Linked DNA regions of Mus musculus: region 2 is linked to region 1. Evidence: chromatin loops called from intact Hi-C (ENCODE). Cell type or tissue: gastrocnemius. All regions are shown on one strand. Links, peaks and the distances in the headings refer to the core of each region. The heading gives the core; the rest is flanking DNA.

The links. Peaks named below come from ENCODE experiments on the same cell type or tissue, not always from the same donor. Only the 100,000 strongest peaks of a DNase experiment are listed, where the experiment ranks them.
Region 2: a loop joins it to region 1, with 10 times the contacts of the local background. A loop is called at or near these places in 10 of 42 quality-filtered maps.

Annotation. Positions count from the first base shown.
Region 1 is chr2:164,099,824-164,108,150 of GRCm38, reverse strand. Stk4 (serine/threonine kinase 4) reads right to left here. Exons shown (of 11, transcript NM_021420.4): 8 at 8,326-8,327; 9 at 7,555-7,741. Among named protein-coding and RNA genes, the nearest start is that of Stk4, 30 kb to the right of the region's middle. In gastrocnemius, for the core only: a CTCF peak has its summit at 4,442 (motif pointing left); a DNase peak (open chromatin) is centred at 4,438; H3K27ac peaks cover 1,522 bases.
Region 2 is chr2:164,175,532-164,183,858 of GRCm38, reverse strand. It overlaps Wfdc5 (WAP four-disulfide core domain 5), which reads left to right and starts at 1,117. Exons shown (of 4, transcript NM_145369.3): 1 at 1,117-1,290; 2 at 4,980-5,123; 3 at 5,218-5,382; 4 at 5,694-7,534. The coding sequence starts at 1,206. The coding sequence ends at 5,369. It overlaps A730032A03Rik (a long non-coding RNA gene), which reads right to left and starts at 6,275. Exons shown (of 4, transcript XR_003954086.1): 1 at 6,195-6,275. It overlaps LOC115486434 (a long non-coding RNA gene), which reads right to left. Exons shown (of 4, transcript XR_003954084.1): 4 at 6,447-6,737. In gastrocnemius, for the core only: a CTCF peak has its summit at 3,501 (motif pointing right); no DNase peak of the experiment used is centred there; H3K4me3 peaks cover 642 bases; H3K27ac peaks cover 2,169 bases.

The DNA.
Region 1 (8,327 bases), core at 47-8,046:
AAACATAAAACCTGAAGGTCAAAGGGGGAATAACCTCCCTAAGGAGACTTCCCCTATCAGACCCAGAAATACACTCCAGGCCAAAGACTGATTCCCAAAATCTTTCCAGTATTTTTCTTTCTACTCTTGCCTTCCTTCAGCAAGACAACTGCAACAAAATTAACTGTTGTAGCTTTTCGCTCTGGGGCAGGAAACAGCCCTATTCTATCGAGAACCTTCCTATAGTGTCAATTCAGAGTGGCAAGTATAGGAAGCACCGAGTGCTCTCTGGTGAACTTTGAAGCAACCAGAAACTGGACAACAAGGCTGCTGTTGTAAGAGGAGTGCACAGCGCTTACACCCTCAGAACCATGCTTGCAAACACTATCCCCTACATCCGAGACTGACGAAGTCAGCATGTGGACCGTGTATTAACTGCACCCTGCAGACAGCTGCAGGCTGAGAGTGAATGAAGAACTTCCCTCTCACACTGCTCTGATGAATGCATATCTGACAGACAGTGTGAAGTCTTTTCAGTAAGAGCCTGGACTGTGGTCTTAAAGGAGGAAACAGAGCAACAGTAGACGGCCTCAGTCACAGAGCTTCCCAATCTTAACTATGCCGTCATGCTTTAAAGTTCTACTGCAAACAGATTAGTGTGGCTACTACTCTAAGGAGCACATTAGAACGCTGGGAATTCAGTGCAGATCCTAAAAAGAAATCATCTCACTCGCCTCAGGTCACAGGGCCTAACTGGAAAGGCCCGAGTCAAGGACGAGAACACTGCAAAAGCTATTGCGCCCCCCACCTGTGCAGGCAGCAAGCCTGGGAAGGAGGAGGGGCCAGCTGATGCGCTCCTGGACATGCCGCAAGCACTGAGAGGGAGAGCAGCCGGCTGGCATCGAGGCTTCAGCAGATAGGTGTCTGCTCACCATCAGAACCGCTGACTGTCAGCCCCTCCTCAGGGAAGGACTGCTAAGGTACAACTTGTGCAAACAAGCCCACTTCCTTCCTTCCATATTTTGCTGGGTTTGTCTCTGAAAACCCAAGTATCAAAAATTGGTAGAAAATAGCCAATTTAAAGGCAATTGGCACATTAAGTTTACTAGATATAAATTCCTGTACTAAACAACTAGAAACCAAGCATTCTTAGGTTGGTTAGGTGGCCCCTGGGTAAAGTACTGGCTACCCAAGCCTGTGGACCTGAGTCAATTCTCAGAACCCACAAAAGTTGTCCTCTACTTTCCACAGCGTGGGTCTGTGGCACATGCAGAGTGTTTAAATATTTTCAAAAGAAGAAAACACAAAGACTCTTTTGACAAAAATTCACAACAAACATGCCAAGCCACAAATGCCTCAAAAGTACCCAAGAACTGTTACCACCTCGGCCTCGCTCTTTAAACAACTCTCTAGCACATACCGGGTTTTAAAATTTCACACACTTAGTTTTGAAAAAAGTTCTTCTGAATAATTAACATGCCTGTACTTCCAGAATACAGGAAACAGAGGCGGGGGAATTTTGAATTTGAGGCCAGTCTGGTATACACAGCAACTTCCAGGCTGGAAGCGATACACAGTAATCAAAATCCTGTTTCTAATAAATAAGACGCTTCCAATATCAGAGCTTGTATGCAGCTCCATGCAAAAGGCCTGGTCCCTGCATTCAAGGCCTGGCGCCAGAGGGTGGGCGGAAAGAAAACAAAGAGCGCATGTACCACACTGACGGTGGAGTGAAGCTGCAGAGCTAAGGGGAAAGCTACGGGTAGTCAGACTAGTAAGCAAGAAAAATCAAACCGCAAGATGGTAAACTGCCGCCAGTTCTAACTGACACCAGGCTACAGTCTAAGCTACAGTCAGACTCTCTAAAGCTACAGTCAGACTCTCTAAGGCTACAGTCAGACTCTCTAGCCTAAGGAAGGACTGCTGATTCGGCTGCAATCAGACTCAGGATTAAGATGCTAGAGGGACTTTCCCTGAGGTGAACAGGACAAGAACAGGCACCACTATTCAAACTGTAGTAGAGATCTGAGTGAACCAGAAAAAAAAGGGTCTATGGATCACAGGGGCAACACTGAGGTCATAATCCAGAGACAAGATCTTCTTCATAAAAAATAAAAAGGGAACTTACAGATTAGGAGTCTCATAGGAGATGAGTACAACAATCCACTGAAAACATCAACGCAACAGCCATAAAAGTACAACAAGAACCAAAGCCAACATAAAAACAAAAGACTTGGAACTGGTCCTAAAACCAAGATGAAGGCTGGAGGGACAGCCCAGCCAGTGAAGAGTGTGCCCTGCTCGTCTGAGGATTCTCTTGGTTCCTAGCACTTGTATCAAGTGACTTCCAAGCACCTGGAGCCCCAGCTCCAGGGGATACAAGTTACAAGCTTCCTGAGGTGTCTGCACTCAAGTGTACATACTCACGCATGGACACACAATTTTAAATACTAAAAAGAAAATATTTTTTAAAACAAATTAAAACAATCAAGTTGAACAACCCCTGAGGAATAACACCCAAGGTTGACCTCTGACCTACACATGAGCACACACGTGTACACAGACACACATGCTAAGGGTGCTTGTAGCTGCAGTGCTCATGAAGTTGAGGAAGAGGGATCAGAAGTTGACACCAGTTTGAGCTATATAAAAAGACCTCATCAAGATAGAGATGCCAGGCAGTGGCGCACGCCTTTAATCCCAGCACTCAGGAGGCAGAGGCAGGGGGATCTCTGTGAGTTTGAGGCCAGGCTGGTCTACAGAGCAAGCTCCAGGGCTATAGAGAGAAATCCTATCTAGGATCTCCCCAACAAAAACACAGACAGACAGACAGACAAATGCACACACACACACACATGCACACACACACACACACACATGCACACACAGAGATATAGAGCATGCCTGTGAATAAACTCAGTTTTCTAGAGATATGCTGGGTAAACCATGGAACCGTGTTTGCTGACAGAACTATGTATTCAAAGCAATCAAGTAAAATCCCAGTGGTATAACGCAAAATTGGCTTCACTGATCCTGAAACTGATACGAGATCATTGTAAAGAAATTCAAATAGCAATCTCTATTGGAAAAAAAAGGGGAAGGAGGGCAAGGAATCTATTTTAGAATAATGGTCACGGAATCCATGCAAAGGTGACTGGACCGTACAGCTGAATGTGACTACAGTTCATAATACAAAGAACAAGAAATTCATGATATATTAAAGAACATCTGTGGGCAGTAAGACTTTACAACTCTTTAAACATTTACTCTTTCAAGGTGTGTAGGTAAAAAGAAACTTCTTTTTTCTTTTTTTCTTTTTCTTTTTCAAGACAGTGTCGTTCTATGTAACCCTGCCTGTCCTGGAAACTGTTCTGTAGACCAGGATGTCCTTGAACTCAGAGACCAACCTGCCTCTGCCTCTCTAGTACTGGGATTAAAGGGGTGCACCATCACCACCCAGCAAAATTTCTTGAAGAACACAAAAATGATACTGTATAAGAAACCCTGGAACAGTGTGACATCAGGAGAAGGCCGGCTGCTAGGAATGACTGCAACAGTCGGGCACAAGTCACAAGCTAGGGCCAAATAACCGCAATGCACAAACCAAAAGGGTCGATACCTACAATCCACAGCGGTTCTGCAGATCAGTAAAAGGCTATTCCGATTATCCTTCCTGTATAAAACACGCAAGATTAAAGTGAGGGGCCATGCAGCTCAGTAGTGCACACGGCCAGGCAGGAAGCCCAGGGTTCCCGTCCCTGCACTTCCAAAACCAAAATCGGGATATATCAGGCAATGATGGTTATAAAGTATCTTTAACACTTGTTTGTCTACATATTGTAGCTTTCCCCATATCAGTTCTGTTTGTGAGTTGTTTTGTTTTGAAGTGCTATCCCACTGTTTGGTTGGGACCCCTTAACTGGTGACACTTAAAAAGCTATGTGTGGCACTGTGCTCAGGATCGACAAAACCAATTCCAACTAAAGTCTACTAAACCTGAGACGAAGAGGCTGTGCTGAAGTGCTTCAGCTCTGCCAAGTATCCAACCTCCTCACTAAACGATATGAAGGCCATGCCCCAGTGTTGCTGCGGTAACTCAAGACAGCCTTAAAGGTGAGGGCTAACAGCAGTTAACAGCACCGGTTGCTCTTCTTGAGGACCGAGGTCCAACTCTCAGTACCTACAGCTCACGGTAACTCTGGTTCAAAGAGATTCAATAACCTCTTTTGGTCCCTGCAGGCACGAGCCACGTGTGTGCTTAGACATACATATGGACAAAACACTCAAACACATAAAATAAAATAAAATAAAATAAAATAAAATAAAATAAAATAAAATAAAATAAAATCTTAAGTATAAATAAATAATAGTCTTGATCCAAAATAAATGCTATCATGGAAAGGGTGTCGGTGAATTTGAATGGGAACGCAATTTCAATCCATATCCTATCGCGGAGCTCCCTCTGCTGGCACAGTGGGAGCACAACAAGTTCAATGCTGACAACTCACAAGGGCATTTTATCTTCACCACTAAGACCAGGAGTTCCTTTAGAGAACCCTGAACATAGTCTACAAACAGCAAGAATGACCAATGTGTTTTTACACAAGTAATGACTAGTTAATGTCAATTCCCCTTCAGATTTCAGCTAAGGCTGGACTGTACCTAATATTTTTATATATGCAATAGTCTACACTAGCATGTCTGGGAAAATTCATAAATTTTATCTTTAATTATTTCCTTGGGCCTAGTTCCTAATAAAGGAATTTACCAGGTCACAGGTTTGATCTTTTCTTTGGGGGGTTGTTTTTAATTATGTGTATACAGCAAGGAGTCTCTTCATGTGTGAGAGGAAGTGTCTTCAAAGTCTCAAGAGGGCACTGGATCCTGTGAGCCTGGAGTTACAAGTGGTCATGAGTCACTGGGAACTGAACTCAGGTCCTCTGGAAGAAGGGCAATGTTCTTAACTGTGGGGCCATCTCTCAAGCCCAGATCTGAATTTTTTAAATGCTGATAAAGAATGCACTCCAGAAGTTTTATCAATTTGTTAATCTACCAATGTAACATTACCATTCTTTTCAGTCTCAGAGATAATTAATCTGAATCCCAAAACAAAGGGAATGATTTCCATCTCCAAGGTGAAGAGTAGAGACCCATGAGAACACTGCCCTGCCAATGTCTGCAGACACAGAAGCCCCTCCTCAGGAGTATCTCTACCTTCCTACGTGCTGCCAAGCTTGCTACGTTTCTGTAGGGAGCCCCAGGGACACGTTAAATTCCCTTTTACTATACTTTGGCAACACCCTGGGCCTACACCAATATTAGAACTCATGTCCTTCCCTGCACTTGATGGCACCTGGGACCAAGTCAGAGATACAACTGAGGTCAGTCTGTATGGGCATTTACAAAAAGGGCCGACTGAGAGAAGTCTCTCTGAGAGTGGATGGCACCATCTGACAGACAGCCCAGATACAGAGGGCTCTGAGGCAAAAAGAACAAGTCTTGCATGCCAGCCTGACTCTGCTCCTTGCTGGCACACCCATTCCTGTTGCTGCTACAGCTATTATCACTGCCATCCATCGCTGGCATTAGACTCCAGATTCTTGGTCTTCTATCATGGACTAAAGTCAAGTGACTCTCTGGGAATCTTCCAGGCCCTTAGAGCCAGACTGAGACTGCTGAAGATATCCAGTGTTGTGGATTGAGCAGCTCACAGGTTCTCAGCCTCTCCGAGCTGCAGCCAGCCACTGATGGCCCTTCCAGACCCTATGTTTAGGTTTAAAGCCCCAGGGCTCCTTGATCACCTTTTTTCCCTTCCCTTTAGCTGTGTCCTCTCCCTGGGATGAAACCCAGCCCCTCACACATGCTAGTCAAGTGTTCTGCCAGACAACAAACTTTCTGTCTGTGAAGGAACAGACAGCAGATAATTTAGGCCTTTGAGGCAACAGTTTTTAACAGGTACTCAACTCAGCCTTTTCAGTACAGAGGCAGCCAAAAGCAACAAAGGAATGGTTTATGGCTAGGTTCCAGTTGAGCCTTACTGCCCAAAGTAGGTGGCAGTCTAGCTTGGCCGAGACACTGGTTTGCTGATCCCTGGATTAGAAGAAAAGCCATAAATATTATAGGTACAGCTCAGCAGTAGACTGGCACACATGAAGCCATGATTTGATCCCTAGCATGGGGGTGGGGGGGTAGGTAGTTAAGGGGGGTGAAAAAAAAAACCTGATGACCAAGGAAACTCAGGCCTTTCAACGTATGCAAAGTTCAGGCTAACCTGAACCTCTATACCTCCGTTACTATTTTGTATCCTCCAACTGTTCCCTCTGTGACATGGCCTGTACCTCAGGTCGAGAGGAAAGGCGATCAGTAAAGAGCAGAGTGTGGGACTCTAAGCCAACTCGAGGAATGGAGCGAGTCACAGGCCAGCCAGGAAAGAGGGGAAGAACCCAGGTCTGTGGCACACACCTGATGTGGAAGACTGGAGCCTGAGGCTAGGGAACCACCTGATGTGTCATTAGAGAAAGAGACACATACAGAGGAGGAAGTGATCAGATAAACTAATCTATCAAGCAACAGAGAGAACCACCCAACTACTTCTCTTAGAAACCAGTCTCTCGCCAGGTGTGGTGGCGCACACCTTTAGTCCCAGCACTTGGGAGGCAGAGGCAGGCGGATTTCTGAGTTCGAGGCCAGCCTGGTCTACAAAGTGAGCTCTAGGACAGCCAGGGCTACACAGAGAAACCCTGTCTCGAAACCCCCCCCCCAAAAAAAGAAACCAGTCCCTCCCTCCACTAGACTCACAAAAAGAAGCCTCGGGCAGTGACTGCACCTCCCTGCGGCCTACTGCTCTCTTGCATTGTATTCTGACCTGCGCGTTGCCTAAATAAAATGGTCTTGCTACTCTGCACATAACTTTCTTTCCTCAAAACAATGACAAAACCTGGAAACACCAGGCCTAGACTCTGACCACAGGCAACAGCTTGAGCCCAGAAGTGAGAGGTGAGGCTGGGCAACATAAAAAGCATCAGTCTCCAGCAGCAGGAGCACCGGTTGGGGGCGGGGCTCACTGGTGCAGTGCTTACCTAGTGCTTACTGGTGAGGCTCAGGGACTTAATAACCAGCAAAGAAAGAAAGGGAGAGTGAAGGGAGGAAGGAAAGGAGGGGTCAGAGAAACATGGCAGGGAGGGGAGACAAGGAAAGAGGGAGAGGAAAAGGAAGAGATTTTCTGAAGACTTAACAGAACTTTTGCATCTGCTCAATTATCCCTGACTGGCTGTCAGTGAGCTTTGACTAACCAGACAGACACTAGCGTGAAAATACACTGAAAGTCTGCATCACAGCAGAGAGTACGTATGGCCTGCTCCAGGAGAACCCTCAATGAGAGCATTCAGACGAAGCTCCCAGCCTACTGCCAGCATTCTTCCTCCCCTGCCGCCTGCTCCTCACAGCCCTCCTACTGAGCGCCTCTCTCCCTCTAAGGGACGTAGCTAGGACAACACAACAGCAGACCCACAACTCAGACAGCAGGGGCTGCGAGACCCTGACACTGGATCAGTTAGTGTCTCCCCAGAGCCTCACTTTTCATGGTTCCTTCCTCTTCCTCGTCCTCCGTGTTGATCACCATGGTGCCCAGCTGGGACGGCAACGTGTCACCGTGCTCAATCATAGTATTGGCTCCTCCGCTCATCGTGCTGGCTACTCGGACAGTGCCCATCTCATCACCGGCAGCTCGAACCATCGTGCCGGAATCCATTTCATCCTCCTCCTGCGAAGGAGCAGAATCTCAAACTGGAGCTAACTGAACGTCCTGAGTCACGGTTACTCTCGGTGCAAACAGACCTGGATCTGACACCTCTGTACGTTGTGTTCCCACCTTAGAAGCTGAAAAGCACCTGTTTAACCAGAGATGGTCACCAAGTGACCCATGTGACACCTGCGTATCTCATCTAATGGAGCCTCCTCCTCCTCCCTTCTCTCTTGACTTCCAGCACAGATCTGGCCAAAAGCACCCTTGAATCTCAACGGTGCAGGTGACTCCAGAATACACTATGAGAATTTTAGAAGAGCTTGGATAAACAAAGTCTCAAAACTAGGGGATGTCTCTGTCTCTCACTGTCTCTTAAATAAATAGATAATCTGGATAAATGATACAGGGGAAATAACAAAATGTGTTTTAAGGAAACACTGAGCAAAGAGCAAGCATAGCCCCGGCAGCGGAGCCCAGCAGCACTGAATGAGATCCATCCGCACTCAACAAAGAGCTGACTACACCAGCTACTCAGCTGACCTCTGTGGCAAGCGAGACCTAAGAAGTACACACCCCTGACCCAGCAGAGAGCAGCCACTCACTG
Region 2 (8,327 bases), core at 83-8,082, 76 kb before region 1:
CAACCTGAGCCAACTTCTCCAGAAAGAAACCCCAACCCTGGCACTTTGCAGTCCCCATTTTTTGGCACCATTCCTTGCCAATCGTGCTGATTCCCGCCCCTCCTCCAAGACACTGTGAGAGCTTCAAGACCTTAGAGAGTTGGGAAAGCAAATACCTCACTCAAACACCATCCTGCAGGCCGTCAATCAAGCCGAACACAGAAAGTACAGAAGCAAAAAGGACTTTGAGTCTTAGGAAATACGATCCTGGAGTTCAGAGTCTGGCTTAATGGTCTAAAGAAGGCAGGGGAGACGAGGGCTTCCCCTGGCACGAAGCGCTCACTTGCTACCAAGCAGTAAGGGCAAGGAGCTAGGCTGGGCCTAATGATGCATGGTTAGCTTCTCGGGAAAACTGAGGCAGGAACATCCCAACTCAGGGGACGGACTGAGCTACCGAGCAGCAAGTACACTAATCAGCCTAGGGAACTCAGCAAGGTGTGGCTGGTTTCAAAACTTAAAAAGTTAAAGAGATCAGGAATGCAACTCAGTGGTAGAACACTTGCCTAGCACTTGAGAGGCCCTGGGTTTAATCCCCAGTACAGGGGTTGGGTGGGTAGTCGGGATTAACAGGATTAGTGGCCAAAGGGAATCAATAGAAGAGTTTCATTCTTAGTAAGCGTATTCACAAAACAAGAAGTCAGTGTCATATCCTAGCACATCTTCATTCTCTGAGCACAACAAACCGGCCTGGTTCTACCAGATGTTCCAGATGGCTGTAGTCAGGCAGAGGGTGGAGAAGGCCGAGGTTCACATTCCCAGGCAGAGCCGGCCACGTGCCTTAAAGGAAAAAGTCTCTCTGTGTGGCTTTCATTATGACCCCTCTCTTCCTCTCCCCACAATATAGATGAGAAGACTGAGCCCCAGAGACGGGCAAGACTTACCCAACACTCAGAGGCCAAGTCAGCAATACAGGCAGAACTAGATCCATGTCCCTAACACAAGGAACCTTTGCTACCAGCTCTTTCACAAGCACCCCTTGCCCTAAGGACATCAGGCAGGGGTGGGAGGGTAGGAGGGTGGGAGGGACCCAGATCCGGGAAGCACAAGCCACCCTGGTCACCCTCTAGTCCTCTTCTGCTGACTCAACTGCTCTGGCATCTCTGAGACTGTAAATGTTAATCTGGGGGCCTCTGAGCTCTGAGCTTATTGGGTGCCACGAAAGAAACATGAGAGTCCAGAGCTCCCTCCTCCTGGTAGTCCTCCTGGCTTTGGAGACTCACTTGCCTGTTGCCTTGTGTAGAAAGAAGGGAGGTGAGTGTCATGAATCCCTGTGCTCTGAGCAGGTGGCTTCTGCCTTTCTGTGGAGAGTGGGGGGCTGTGGGAGAGCCAGTGATAAGTGGGGTGTGTGTTGTGTGTGTGTGTATGTGTGTGTGTCTTACTATCCGTCCGTCCGTCCGTCCGTCCATCCGTCTGTCTGTCTGTCTCAGTGCTCCCAGGAACCTGCATTTTGCATCAGGCTTGTTCGTGCTTGGGTCTTTACCTGTCAACTTGCCTGTGCCTACATTCACACCCGAATGTTTTTAAGGACACTCAGCTGTTTCTGTGTACATAGGTGCCTTCGTTTCTGTCTGAGCAGACCTCTATAGACACATGGTTATTGTGCCCAAGCTTACAGACAGGATGCATGTGTCACCGTGCCTCCCCGTATGGGGAAAACATCATGTGATTCCACCAATGGGGATTGTAGAAGGGACTTGGGGGCTAAGTAAAGAGTGTGGCTGCTGGGATCTGGGGTCTGATGGGAGGAATCTCTGCCTTTGTCTCTCTTGTTCCTTTCTCCAGCTTCAGTCCATTCCCATCCCTGATGAAGCTCGGGTTGGTTTGTTGACAGTGAGGGAGGCATAAGGGTTCTTCCACAGATGCCTCCCTGCGAAGGCGAGGCCATCCCTCCATCCTCCTCTGAGGCTGCTGGGCTTTGACCTACATTCACTTTTGGAGAGTTAGCCCTGCTTTAGGGGACAAGTATACAAATGGGGACAGAACCCGTCCTCCAAGACTGGGGCAGCCTGTGCGGTACAGGTAGATGGAGGTAGCGGGATTTACGTGGCACCCATTCCCTTTAGCCTGGATTATGCCTTCCTCGGAGGCACAGAGGAGAAGGCTTCCTCCCACGTGGAGGAAGAAAGGATGCTAGTAGGTTCCAAGGTCAGACCTTTTGTGGACTGTAACCCACTCAGCCATCACCCACAAGTCTTCACTACGGTGTCGTGAGCCAGCACTGTTTTTACCCCCATTTTACTGGTAAGCAAACCAAGGCATACTGCTTAACCAACTTCCAGTGCCGAAGACCAAGACAGTATCAAACGTGGTAACTGACGGTAGTACTTGTGAGTCAGAAAGGTTCCCTTCAGCAACTCACTCCCGTGAAACGGGGTCCACACTTTCCTCTCATGAGTAAATGGGGCCTTGAAGGATAAATGTCAGACATGGCTGTAAGTGTAGCATATGTGGAGATTCGGGGGAGCAACTGAGGGGTCCTAGGAGAACAGTCCTGACACCACACCCAGGGTGAGACCTGGCTCCACCAGAGCCCGAGCCTGCTCTACCTGGCCAGGTGTGACATCCTAACCAATACCCGTTCATGTCATTCCATCCTTTCCTGGTTTCTCTCCCGTGAGGCATCTGCCTGGCTCTCGGTAGAACTTCAGACACTGGCAGAAGGCAGTGGGGCTGAGGGAAGGAGAGCATTAGCTCGTCCCAGTGGAGGCTCAGCCACTTTTGTTTATACGATCCTATGCTCCTCATTCAAATGCCAGGGTGTTGGCAGTTGAGTAATTCCACTTAGAGATCTGTGTATGTATTCAGGGTGCGGTGTGCCATGCCCCTGACTTCACCAGCTTAACCGTGCCCATGGATGGCTGCCACACAGGTATGGAGTCTACATATCAGCTGTGGGGTGTGTGTGTGTGTGTGTGTGTGTCACAGAGAATGTGTCACAAGTAGGAAACCTGGGTGTGGAGGGAAGGTTAGGAGAGTGACCATGGTAGTGTGCACTCAGAGCCCTGCACACCTCTCTGTCCAGTCCAGACTTTGTGTCTCCACATTGTGGCACCGACAGTTTGTCTCACTTAGAATGCCAACTTTCTGTTCGCTCCCTATCAGTCTGATCCTTGAAGCCCAACCCTGGGGTCCTCCTGCAGCAATTCCCCTTCCTCTGTGTTGCAATCTATGCTGCACTCCCCACACATGCACTCCCCCCACCCCACCCCACACACCCACACACCCACCCACACACAAGACTCAACTTCCTTGATTAGAATTCAGACAGCTCCATTCGGCCCACTCTCCAAGGCCTGAGCACCTCTGTAATGGGATGTGAGCTTGGTATTAAATCCTGGTCTGTAGGTAGATAGTCTCCAATCACTCTCTCCCCTCCCCCCCCCCCCCCAACAGAACCCGTCTTCCTCCCCAAACAGCTAAGCAGCTTACTTTCCAGCAGGGGGCAGCAGTTCGACTTCAACCACCAGTTTAGGAACTAAAGCTGACAATGCAGGAGCAAAGGACCACCTACTATGTGCACAACCAGTGCCCAGGCAGGGACAGAGTGGGAAGAAGGTTGGCATGAGGCAAATGGAGCTGTCTGGACTCTAAGCAAGGAAGTAGGAGCTTTCACTGGGCTGGGGGAGCTGGTGGTGGGTAGGTCAGCGAGAACTTCTGGAATAGGGCCCCAGGGGATTACATTCAGAGTCCTGGATCCAACTGAAGTCTCTGTGTTGCTAGATTGAGCTGAAGTCCTAGGACCAGCCCCATCCCTATAGTTGAAAGCAGTCAACGCAGAACATGAAGATTAAAGAGAGCCAGAGAATCCTAGCCCAGCCCAGGCCCGTGTGGGCTAGGCTGGTCACTGTCCTTTACAGGCCTTAATCTCTGCCTCATTAGAAGACTTCCAACTTGTGCATGAAGCCTCAATGAGAAGACTGGTTAGGCCAACTCCAGGTCAGAGCCTTCCAGAGCTGTTCCAGAGAAAGGTTCAGAGACAGAGTTGATTCTTGAGTTTAAGCTATGCCTCTTCCAACAGAGGTGAGCACAGCAGCATAGAAGTGTCACCCGTAGCAAGAGGAGAGCACATACGCAACACGAGGCCTCCCTACAAATACTTCTCTTTCCAACAGCCATTATGCCCTTAGCGCCGTGCACCGTGCTGTGCTCATGATGAACAGGGCAAGCAGGTAATGAAGCTCAGCCTCCAGCACAGGGAGAGCAAACAGACAGCTCTAGGCACTCACCCCATTGCTGACCCAGTGCCACGGGCTCAGAGAAGCAGGGCCTTAAGAAGAAGGGACATTTCAACTGAAATCAATACACTGACCAAGTGGCCAGAGTGGAAACGGGTGCCAGGGAAAGCCTTGCTTCCTTGGCTTGAAGCAGCTCAGGAGCGATAGAGAACGAGGCCAGGGAGGTACCTATGGGCAGAGGCAAACTGCCACAATCTTGTCTGAGGTGGAAAATTTGTGTGCTTGTACATGTGGTGTGTGTGTGTGTGTGTGTGTGTGTGTGTGTGTGTGTACATCTAGGTATGTGTCTACAGGAGCACATGGGCGCATACAGATGTGGAGGCATAGAGCCCAGAGGACAACCATCTAGGATGTCATTTCCAACCACCTTGCTGAGACAGCTTCTCATTAACCTTGAATTCATCAGAACCTTCCCTCTTTTCTGTTTGTTTGTTTAGTTTTGCTTATTTGTTTGTTTGTTTAACATGGGTCTTGAGGGTCAAACTCGGGTCCTAATCTTGGCTGATTGATCTCCACAGCCTAAGTGTTTTAATCTCATTTTTCCTATCCATTATGCCACCTGAGTGTCATAATTAGCCCTCAATAGAAAAAAAAATCTATAAGACCCATCCTGGAGGCAAGCAAGAGACTGAGACAGTTGATCCTGCAATCCCCAACACAACCCTGAGCTGTGTCTAGCTAAGTGACGTGAGGTTTCTCGTACAGACAAATTGGGGGGTTGCCCACCAGACGATGGACTCTGCAACCAGAATACTCCTCCTGATCAGTGCTTGAATGACAAACAGTGTCCCTCTTCTTGGAAGTGCTGTCGCCGAGCCTGCTTCCTCCAGTGTATGCCTCGTGTCTTTGGTAAGTGCCCTCCCCACTGTGCCAACACCCAAACCTCAAGCAAGCCCCAGGACTGGTGGGCACAACCAGACTCAACCAAGCCCCTGTGTTGCAGTAAAGTCGGGCAAATGCCCCGTGGATCAACTTCGCTGCCTCAGTCCCACAAAGCACATGTGTAACAAAGACTCGGACTGCTCAGGCAAGAAGCGGTGCTGTGCCAGCGCCTGTGGCCGGGACTGCCGAGACCCCAGCAAAAGTACCATTTGAGACCCCAGCAAAGGTGCCATTTCCTCTTTCCTCCCGCCGAGCTCCGGGATGTCCTTCCAGGTCAATAATCTTAGCAGGGTACCTTCCTCAGAATGGCCAGAGCTGGAGAAGGAGGGTGCAAGGGCTCCCATTAGCAAGGCAGAGAAACTGGGTTCCTCAGGTCTCTTACTAAGTATGCTGGATATCAGCTTACCCTTCTGAAGGAGGTTGGAGAGACCTGTCTTAGCATCTGTCTGAGTTGGATTGATAGGCTCTAAATAGAGGTGGCAGATTCAGAGTCCTGTTACAAAATAGGCGTTAACCCTTTCTTTTCCTTTTCTTTAGGCTAATTCTGGCTTACGATCTATGGCTCTGCACCCCAGGTGTGGTTCCCACCAGAAAGAGATCATGATGTGCCAGCCAGGGATCCTGCGACCCAGATCTTCTCTCCAGAGACAGTTGTGACCTTCTGACAAGCACTGGCCTGTTGTCAGCTCCCTTACAACTCATGCCTCCTGCATTCTCCTCTGAGTGCCAAGGTCCACACCAGACATCAAAAGCATAGCTCATCATTCGGCTCCGGCACCCCACACCACTGTTGTGCTGGGCTTCCCATCCCACCTCAGAACCAGTGTTATATCTCTCTGTACATTGTTCCCTCCACTTCAAATGCCAAGCCAGGCAGCCCCTTCTCTCCCGAGCCCTGAACCCACCTGCAGACTATCCTCCCCAAAATAATGTGTGTCCAGAAAGAATTTTCCAAACATCAGTCCATCCACACATGCTGCCTCAGTCCCCATCATCCCTGCAGAGCCACCCCGTAATGTGTAAAGTTGTGTGAAGTACCTCTGTACATCTACTCACTTAACGTCTTCATTTAAACGGCTCACTTTTGGATGTTAACAATTCATTTCCAAGGGATGGTGTGGGAGGGGAGGGCAGAGGAGGTTTGGTGTCGCTAAGGTAAATAAGATCTGCAAGATCAACGGACAGAGGCAGCATGGATCTTCGAAGCCAAGTGTAATGAAAACAATAATTCCATTGAGTTCATTCGTGCTTGATTTAAATAACACCGTTAAACTCTAGCTAATAGGGCCACCTGCCAAGGCAGAGCCTGATTCTGTTTTAATAAATGGAGATTAACAAGGGTTAAAGAGATGTCAAGAGATGCAGGATTCTGACTGAGACAGCTTCCTGGCAGAGTCAGGAGCAAAGAGAGAGCCTCTGACCCAGGGAGTCGATGATGCTTCATGTTGTAGCCAAGTGCTTGCTAAGACCGTTTGGATTGTCCCATATCCAGGAAAAGGGGCTCCAGCAGTTGGGATGTCATGTGTAGAGTACATCTGTCTCCACTACTGGGCTGTGTCTCACTTGCCTTGATTTCCCAGCCTAGAGTCAGGGCCAAACAAGGGTTTCTTGAGAGGACTCAGCAAGGGTCTGTCCATTCCTTGGACCCAGACAGCTGAGAAAGGAGGTGCCTTTTGTCTGATAGACTTGGGGCAGACTACTATGGAGGCGAACTTAAAAATTGTGTCTCTTCTGTCCTGTTCCCGTGGCCTTGCGGTGTAACCCAGGCGAGTCCTTCACCACTTCCCTTTGCAGTCTGGAAGATGGAGAGAGTGCCACTTTCTGGTTGCTACAGCCATTCTCACTAGATTCAAATGCCCGAACTGTTGGCTTGTAGTAACAGTTGCCAACAACATGGCTCCAAGGTGACACGTAGAGAAAAGAAAGCTTTCTGGTGTCACAGAATCTGTGAGCTCCTGGATATTTCTGAGCCTCCTTCTGGGCCTTGGTTGCTCCACCCATCACATTAACACAGATAATATAAGGGACCATAGTCTCTGCCCACCATGTCCCTTCTCGTCCTCAGACTCACTAGATAGTGTCTGTCCCATTCGTAGTTTATAAATTGCCAACTTGGCATAGCCTAGAACTGCCTGAAAGACAAGCTTCTGGACATTACCCTGATATGCTAATTGATGTGGGAAGAACCACTTTGATTGTGGGTGTGACCCTTCCCTAGGTATTAGATCCTGAACTGGACAAAACGATGCAAGTGAGCTGAGCATAGCATGTGTGCATCATCCATCACTCCCTTCTGAATGCAAATGTACTGTAACCAGCTGCTTCCAGCTCCTGCTGCCTTGACCTCCCCACCATAAAGGACTGTATCTTGAACTGTGAACTAAAATGAACCCTTTCTACCTTTCATTGCGTTTGTCAGAGTGTTTAGTCACAGCAACAGAAAGAGAAGCTAAGACAGCACGCCTACTAATTTGGAGCCTGGCTGGGAACCTGTTTGGGTAGGACTAACAGCCATAAGATACCATTCTTCTGGAAGCTTCCAGACTCTGCCACAAAAAGAGCTCACCCAGAAGCCACAGGCCTAAAGCTGAGCTATATCTCAGCCAAGTCCCACACTTGAGGGTGGGAGTACTTAATACTTGTGGCAGGAAGTCACAGGGATATGGGACTGTTGGTGACACAGCAAAAGCCTGCTAGAAACTGTTAGTCTGGAGAAAGTGCCTCCCCTATGCTTCCCCCTGTCACAGCTTTTACTCTGCCACCTGCAGAAAAAGAACCTGGTGCTCCCGTTTAACAATGGAGAAACAGCAGCTTTTAGACAGAGACTTGACCGAGCTCTTAGTTGGGCAGTAGCCAGAACTTAATAATGGCGTTCTCTTCCTTAGATAACAATGAATCCAGACAAGAGCTAAACACTATGGAGTCACCACCCAAGACCCCCGCATCCTACCATTCATATGGACAAATCCCACCGATGGCTCCCAGCCCTACTGGGTCCTGTTTCACAGATTAAGAGAACTGCAGTCCAAAGAGGTTAGACAGTCAAAGGAGTCACACGTACTAGAGCTAGGACCAGCCCGTGACAGTTGCAACCCAATTCTCTACATCCCTATTAAGTAATTATAGTAGGCTTTAGAAGAATCCATCCACCCTTAACAACATTGTCCATGG